2 separate regions of the Homo sapiens genome follow, and region 2 is linked to region 1. Evidence: read pairs that join two places in POLR2A ChIA-PET (ENCODE). Cell type or tissue: A673. All regions are shown on one strand. Links, peaks and the distances in the headings refer to the core of each region. The heading gives the core; the rest is flanking DNA.

The links. Peaks named below come from ENCODE experiments on the same cell type or tissue, not always from the same donor. Only the 100,000 strongest peaks of a DNase experiment are listed, where the experiment ranks them.
Region 2: POLR2A ChIA-PET joins it to region 1 with 24 read pairs; 2 of 35 experiments call an interaction of 5 or more read pairs at or near these places.

The regions. Positions count from the first base shown.
Region 1 is chr2:61,042,962-61,047,361 of GRCh38, forward strand. PEX13 (peroxisomal biogenesis factor 13) reads left to right here. Exons shown (of 4, transcript NM_002618.4): 3 at 2,765-2,890. Among named protein-coding and RNA genes, the nearest start is that of SANBR, 21 kb to the right of the region's middle. In A673, for the core only: no CTCF peak of the experiment used is centred there; a DNase peak (open chromatin) is centred at 1,910; H3K27ac peaks cover 830 bases.
Region 2 is chr2:60,778,146-60,782,545 of GRCh38, forward strand. PAPOLG (poly(A) polymerase gamma) reads left to right here. Exons shown (of 22, transcript NM_022894.4): 9 at 1,492-1,630; 10 at 2,562-2,634; 11 at 3,740-3,860. Among named protein-coding and RNA genes, the nearest start is that of PAPOLG, 24 kb to the left of the region's middle. In A673, for the core only: no CTCF peak of the experiment used is centred there; no DNase peak of the experiment used is centred there.

The DNA.
Region 1 (4,400 bases), core at 273-4,272:
GTCATCATGGGAGTGAGTTCATTATCTCGAGAGTGAGTTTGTTATACAAGCTAGTTTGGCCCTCTTACTCTCTCGCATGCACTCTTTTGCCATGTGATGCCTCCTGCCATGTTATGACACAACAAGAAGGCCCTTACTAAATGCCCCTTGATCTCGGATTTCCTAGCCCCCAGAACTGTGAGCAAATAAACTTCCATTGTTTACAAATTACCCAGTCTGTAGTATTCTGTTAAAGTAGCATAAAACAAAGACAGGCTGGGTTCGGTGGCTCATGCCTGTAATCCTGGCACTTTGGTAGGCCGAGGCGGGCGGATCATGAGGTCAGGAGATGGAGACCATCCTGGCTAACGTGGTGAAACCCTGTCTCTACTAAAAAAAAAAAAAAAAAAAACAAATTTTCAAAAAAAAGACAGTACTGCTTAGTTGTTTATTTGAGAAATCAATGGTGAATTGGAAATGACTGAAGAATTAGCCTCTATGAATAGTCATGGTTCAACTACAGACAAGAACATTTTCAAAGAAGGTGAAAACACTGATTCCGTACAACCTGAATCTGCTAAGATGTGTTGCACCTGATAATGGTGAAAATTCTAGGTGGAGCAGGAAAAGGCCTAGTTGGACAAAAGTTACAAAGGTTTTGAAAATACAGTTTTTTTGTTTATGGTTATTCATTGTATTATCAGCAGCCACATTGCAGAAAATATTTGAATTTATCATGTGTTATTGAACTAGTAGTGTCAAGGTAAAGTTTATTCACTCTTGTGACATAATCATTGTCAGTTTTGTGAATTTTTGTCAGATACAGAAGCTGAAGATCCCGACTTGCCCTACCGCATGGCAATTCAATGGCAGAACAAGGTTTAAGTTTTATTTTATTTTTTTTGAGATTGAGGCCAAGAATGAAATTTTTCTGAACAGAACTCCTTTTCAGCTATTGTTATTAAACCCATTCAGCTTTGGAAATCACCTTTTACTGCAGACTTAGTTAAATTCTGAGTTCTTTTTGGAGACAGGGTCTTGCTTTGTCAGCCAGGCTGGAGTGCAGTAGCGTGATCATAGCTCACTGCAACCTCACACTCTTGGGCTCACATGATTCTCCCACCTCAGCTTCCCAAGTAGCTAGTACTAGAAGTACACACCACCACACCTGGCCAATTTATTTATTTATTGTGGAGACGAGATTCCACTGTGTTGCTCAGGCTGGTCTTGAACTCCTGGCCTCAAGCAATCCTGCCTTAGCGTCCCAAAGTGCTGAGTGAGATTACAGGCATGAACCACCATGTCCAGCCCAGACTTAGTTATATTCTTTGTTGTTGTTTTCTTTTTGAGACAGGGCCTCACTCAGTTGCCCAGGCTGGAGTGCGTAGTGCAGTCTCGGCTCACTGCAACCTCTGCCTCCCAGGTTCAAGCGATTCAAGCTGAGACTATAGGCGCGTGCCACCACATCTGCCTAATTTTGTTTATTTTTTTGTAGAAACAAGGTTTCCCTATGTTGCCCAGGTTGGTCTTGAACTGCTGGACTCATGCAATTTCCCCTGTCTCAGCCTCTCAAAGTACTGGGATTATAGGCATGCGCCACCATGCCCGGCTAATTTTGTATTTTTAGTAGTAATGGAGTTTCTCCATGTTGGTCAGGCTGGTCTCAAACTCCCGACCTCAGGAGATCCACCCGCCTCGGCCTCCCAAAGTGCTGAGATTACAGGTGTGAACCACCACGCCTGACCTATATTCTTAAGTAATTCAAACGGAAACCACAAAGCAGAACAGTGCTTATATGCAAAACTTATGCTGGAGTAAAGTTTTGACAACACCTAATACAGTTTGACTCACAAGTAATGTCACACTGCTTTATAGACCTCTCAGACTGTCAGAAGTTAACACAAGCAGTATCTCCATTCCCACGCAAGTTGGCAGCAGATACATTTTCCAAGCTTAAGCTATTAATACAATGCCAGAGCATTTTTTGGACCTCCATGCAAGCACAAAGGAAATTTCCATATTTCAAAATCCATTTAACTATGCAATTGAGGAACTTCCACTTAATCTTCATTTGGAAGTGATTAATCTGCAATGTAATAACATGGTAAAAGGCAAATATCAAGAGAAGAATTTAACAGAATTATATTCTGGCCTATTACTCTCCCAACTAATAAATATGCTCAATTAAAACCACATACTCATAGACTCATATTAGGATTTGACATTACCTATCTGTGTGAAAAGGCATTTTCAAAAATGCAGTACCTCAAATTTTATTACAAATTAGAATTAGCAAGTGAATATTTATAATTGATTTCCAATTAAGTGAAATATCCTTCCCCCAAAATATTTCATTCTTCTAAGTAACTTCCAAATAGACCTGTATTACCAAAAAGAAACATGGTTATTATATTTTTAATCTTGTCAATAAATTTATGGAAATTTTGTTTCCTCTTTTTATAAAAGTAATTGCCCAATATCCTGTTTTGCCTCTTGGCTTTCAAAGTCTAAAATATTAACTATCTGACCCTTTTCAGAAAAAATTTGCCAACCCCTGGCTCACGGTAAGAGAGCGGGAAGTTGGAGCTTAAAGAAAGGAAAAAGTTCATAATAGGTATCTTTAGTGGATCTATTGTTGATTTAACATAGTATTCATTATAGTTTTTACTTGGGAGGGGAGGACTTTTCTCTTGGCAAATTTATGCAGTTTGCAAGCCATAGCCAGTGAAATATCTGCATTTTTCTTTTGTAAATTTTATTAACCTAATTTTAATTTGGCTTATAGACAGCATCAACTGGGCAAGTGGTGAGGATGACCATGTAGTTGCCAGAGCAGAATATGATTTTGCTGCCGTATCTGAAGAAGAAATTTCTTTCCGGGCTGGTGATATGCTGAACTTAGCTCTCAAAGGTAATAAATTATGAATAAGTTGGAATTATCTGTAAATTTTGATATTCATAAATGCAGTATTAAAAACTACAACAAAGGATCTTGTTCATTGTTAGTTAACTTAGAGATAGTTACTAGAACTTCTTTTTCATGTCAATTTAGAGCTTCCAAATCTGGAGGAGTCAGGAAGAAATGCCCCAGCAGAGTTATTCGAATACTATTTCACTGAGATAAGGAAAGGCTTTGTTTATATAGGCTTTTCTAAACTCAAAATACTTGAATTTCAAACTGTTAATCCCCACACAAAAACGTGATGTCAGTAACTAAACATAACAAATCTAATAAAGCAAAGGAATTATGTAACATCATCTAAGCATTGCTGTTAGTCCTTGTGGACTGGTGTTGCTTCTTTATTACTTCAGCAGTGTTTACCTCAGAAATTTCATCATAAGTATTTTAGGAAATAGTGTCATGAAGTATTATAGAACCCCAGCAAGAGATTTATACGCATCTCGGGTTTATTTTTGGACCAAGTCACTGATACTTTTTAATGACTCTAGGCAAAATGACCTTTTCCTTCACCCTTCCTGAGTAATGATTATCAGGATTTTTATGGATTTTTTTAAATATGTGTATTTATGGGGATTCAAGTTTATTGCAAAAAGTGATGTTTTGTTGATAAAGGTACTAATAACAATAACATGTTATTTATTGAGTACTTACTATGTACAAGGTACTGTATTTTACATATTTCATTTAAGCCTTACAATAATACGGTGAAGTGGTACTATTATTATCCTGTCATTGTTTTACCCTTGAAGAAACTGAGACTCAGAATAAGTAAATTGTCCAGTATCACAAAGCAAAGGTGCAATAGAACTGGACTATGAATCTAGGTTTGTCTAACTTGAGACCTTGTGCTTTTAACAACTCTGGCTGTTTTTTCATGGAAGGATCTATTTATGGAAACTTCACCCTTTTTTTGGTTTTAGTCATTTTTTGCAGGGAAGAAATACTTTCAATGTTCAAATCATTACTATGTAAATAATTGAAAATTTTGGATGAGATTACTAAATCTTTGCCTCATCCCTTTTACAAAAAACCTAGACTTAAGCGAGGTGCAGTGTGTGCACCTATAGTCCCACCTACTCAAGGGGCTGAGGCAGAAGGATCACTTGAGGCCAGGAGTTTGAGGCTGTAGTACATTGTAATCACACCTGTGGAACAGCACCACTGCACTCCAGCCTGGGCAACGTAGTGTAACCTTGTCTCAAGAAAAAAAAAACAAACCTCTAGACTTTTAGGTATTCTATTTGTATTTTTCTTTCTTTTTTTTTTGTTTTGAGACAGAGTCTAGCTCTGTTGCTCAGGCTCGAGTGCAGTGGCACGATCTTGGCTCACTGCAACCTCCGCCTCCCGGGTTCAAGTGATTCTCCTGCCTCAGCCTCCTGAGTTGCTGGGACTACAGGCACATGCCACCACGACCAGCTAGTTTTTGTATTTTTAGTAGAGACAGGCGTTCACCATGTTG
Region 2 (4,400 bases), core at 385-4,384, 260 kb before region 1:
TTATTTCATTTTATTTTTTTAGACAGGGGCTTGCTGTATCTCCCAGACCGGAATGCAGTGGTGCAATTATAGCTCACTGCAGCCTCAACCTTCTGGGCCCAAGCGATCCTTCCACTCTAGCCTCCCGAGTAGCTAGAACTACAGGCATATGCCACTACACCCGGCTAATTTTATTTTATTTTATTTTATTTTATTTTATTTATTTATTTTTTAGCAGAGACGAGGTGTTGCTATGTTAGCTAGGCTGGTCTCAAACTCCTGAGCTCAACCAGTCCTCCTGCCTTGGCCTCCAAAAGTGGTGGGATTACAGGTGTGAGCCACAGTGCCTGGCTGAGTGTGACAGTTAAAGGTTTCTTTTCGGGGTGCTGAAAACATTCTAGTATTGATCATGTTGATGATTGCACAACTCTCAGTATACTAAAAAACCATTGAATTGTGTACTTTAAATGGACGAATCTTATGGTATGTGAATTACATCTCAATAAAGCTGTTACAAGTTAAAAAATAGCAACACATGGCTTGTGGCTACCATATTGGACAGTGCAGGTCTAAAAAGATAGTAAGCAAGTAGAATTTGTCCTTGGGCTCAAGTGTCTTGTATACTTAAGATAAAGTAAAATTTGCACTGAAGGGATAACATGAACAATTTGCCCTTCTTTAAAGATTAAATGCCATGTTTTGTCAGTTAGATGCATATTTTTCATATTTACCACATCTGAAATTGGTATTTTGTAGGTTTTTTTCTTTTGCTCGCTTGGCGGGACATAATATAGATAGCTATATAAAAAACGGTCATGACAACCATGGTGGTGCACCCCTGTAATCATAGCTACGCAAGAGGCTGAGGTGGAGGATCAGTTGAGCCCAGGAGTTTGAGGCTACAGTGAATTATGATTGTGCCAGTTCACTCCAGTCTGGGTGACAGAGTGAGAGCCCATCTCTTAAAAAAAGAAAAAAAAAAATAGAAATGAATGATATCAGTGGTGTATTCTACTTTATGGAGAGGTATCCAAATTCTGTGAAATACTGAAGTAAGTCTCCAGCTTTATACTTGATTTAAAAATACCCATGAATATGATTATTAATTAAATATTCATTCTTCCCCATTGTCTCTCCAAATGTCTCCTTCCTTTCATTTTTCTCTCAATCCTAAATACTGAAAAATGGGGAATTTCAATGTAGTATCAGTGGAGCCCAGTTGGGCAGTTGGAACTGAGGCAAAGAACTGAGGTGTCTGTATTAGAAGGGAAAGTAAGGAGGGTAAGATTAGCAATTTATGGTTTACTAATTAGACTGTGGGCCTAATGTGAAGGTCTGCTTATCAGTTTTAATGTTTTGTTTATAGGGGAAAATTTCCAACCAACCGTCTTATGAATAAAGTTACCTTGTTGAATGTCACGGATATTCATTCACCTTGTAAAGAGCAGAAAAAAAAAGAATGTCACAGATAGTAGGTCCTAATAATAATTAACAAATATATTGATTTTCTAGGACGTGGTATTTATTCCAACATGCTAGGATTCCTTGGTGGTGTCTCCTGGGCAATGCTAGTTGCAAGAACTTGCCAATTGTATCCAAATGCAGCAGCATCTACTTTAGTTCATAAGTTCTTTTTAGTTTTTTCCAAGTGGTAAGTATTTACGTGTGTACTTTGACTGTTTACTAATCTCTACCTATGCGTAAGTTTGTTTGGAAATTTAAGAGCTATACATAGACTTTTTCTGTTGTTTTACATTGCTTTGTAAAGTTGAAAGTATAAAACATCAACTTTGAGGCAATGGTGGGACATCTAATTGGCACCTTCTTCCAGGGATTTGTAAATGTGGGCCTTTAGCTTGGGAGAGCAGTTAAAATAAGTTTGGCTTTGCAAATTACTAGTTATGTAGAGGTCGTTTAAGCTTTCCTCATTTGTAAAATGGAGATGATAATCACATTGATATATTAGTATTTTCAGTAAATGTTGGCTGTTGCTGTTACTAAATTATCGGAATTAAATCCATGAAAGCAAATGAGAAGGAAGTGAAAGATTCAGGTGTAAATTAGTTACAGTTAATGAAAAGTAATATTTGCCCTTTCAGAGAACACTGCATTAAAATGAGCAGCCTTTCCTTTGTATACTTTCTTACCTAGCCTTTTTTTTTTTTTTTTTAATTGAGACAGGGTCTCACTCTGTTGCCCAGGCTAGAGTGCATGCATCTCAGCTCACTGCAGCCTCTGCCTCCTGGGCTCAAGTGATCCTCTCACCTCAGCCTCCTGAGTACCTGGGACTATAAGCGTGCACCACTAGGCATGGCTAATTTTTGTGTTTTTAGTAGAGACAGGATTTCTCCATGTTGCCCAGGATGGTCTCGAACTCCTGAGCTCAGGTGATCTGCCTGCCTCAGCTTCCCAGAGTACTGGGATTACAGGCATGAGCCACCATGCTCGGCCTTTTTTTCCTTTAATACCAAATACCCAGAACATTCACTCTGTAGAAGGTTAGAACAATCTAATAATTATAAAGTTTCATGTAGTACCTGAAGTGAGATCATGTGTAAGTTAATTTGCCTTATTCATGTCAGGGAATGGCCAAATCCTGTGCTGCTGAAGCAACCAGAAGAAAGCAATTTGAATTTGCCTGTCTGGGATCCTCGGGTATGTGATTTATTATGGAGTTTCTTTAAAGCTTTTAAGGAAGAGGACATTTCACTAAATTACAGTCTAGTTAAAGATAGTTCCTCTTGTCTCTGTTCTTCCTTCTATATAACTATAGTCCCCTTCCTCCTTCTGCTGTGGTTTTTGTTTTGTTTTTTGTGCAGATGATTAGGATCACTAATGCTGATCCAAATGTTATGTCATTAAAAATCGCCCATGTAAGATGAGTGGGTGTCTTATGGACAGTGTCATAATCCAGTGTGGAAAAAATGTCTCAAAAGTAATTGGATACTTGGCTGGGCATGATGGTTCACGCCTGTAATCCCAGCTCTTTGGGAGGCCGAGGCGGGTGGATCACCTGCGGTCAGGAGTTCAAGACCAGCCTGGCCAACGTGGTGAAACCCCCTCTCTACTGAAAATATAAAAAATTAGCCGGGCGTGGTGGTGCACACCTGTAGTTCCAGCTACTCTGGAGGCTGAGGCACGAGAATCACCTGAACCCCAGAGGCACAGGTTGCAGTGAGCCGAGACTGTGCCACTGCACTCCAGCCTGGGTGACGAGTTGAGACTTCGTCTCAAAAAAAAAAAGTAATTGGTTACTAATAATAAAGTACTAAAGTATAATAAAAGATTTACTTTGCAATACAATTTAAAGCAAATTCATTGTTCCAGGGTAGCATAATTCTCCCATATCTTGCATTTTAATTTGCTTTTAGAGTGAGTGCTCATTCCTCTAGGTAACCAAGGGGAAGTCATCCATTGAGTGGGTGGTGAAAAAGGATTGAGAACCATTAAACCAGATAATGCTTTTTGTAGTTATAATACTGTATTTCCTTGATTATAAGAGATCATTGTTTATAAGATGCACATCAATTTAACAGCTTTTCTGAGGAAAAATATACTTCTGCAGTATTTCCTTTGACTTTGACTATCAGACATATCCAACTTCAGAAATAAATGCAGTTGGGGAGGGAAAATGTACTTCTTAAACTTGAGGAAATGTAGTATTAAATTTATATTTCATATTCTTCAGACTTTTGGGGAAATGAAGTGAGAACAACTGAAATAGGAGAATAGATCAGTTATTCTGCTTCTAATTTCACAGGTAAATCCATCAGATAGGTATCATCTCATGCCCATAATCACCCCTGCCTACCCACAACAGAATTCTACGTATAATGTGTCCACATCAACTCGAACAGTAATGGTAGAAGAATTTAAACAAGGTAAACATGTGGCCCTGTTGCCCTTTACATATTCCCACAAGTTTTTGGTTAACAGTTTTATTCTCTGTTGCAGCTATGGATTGGCAGTTAGAGTTATACCTATTCTTTCTAAAAATTCTTTCAAGTATGGTTATTTTGTTTTTTAGTAATGAGTTTTCAAAAGTATATGATAATATTAAGGCCAAAAATGGAGCCAGCCCAGTCTGGTTGAAACTAATTTTTTGTGTTCTAAGAAACAACATTATATATATTTATATTTTGTTACTCAAGAGTTTGGTGGGCCGGGCGCGATGGCTCATGCCTATAATCCTAGCACTTTGGGAGGCCGAGGCGAGCAGATGACCTGAGGTCAGGAGTTCAAGACCAGCCTAGCCAACCTGGTGAAACCCTGTCTCACAAAAATTAGCCGGAAGTGGTGGTGGGCACCTGTAATCCCAGCTACTCAGGAGCCTGGGGCAGGAGAATCGCTTGAACCCAGGAGGTAGAGGTTGCAGTGAGCCGAGATAGATCCACCACACTCCAGCCTGGGTGACAGAGTGA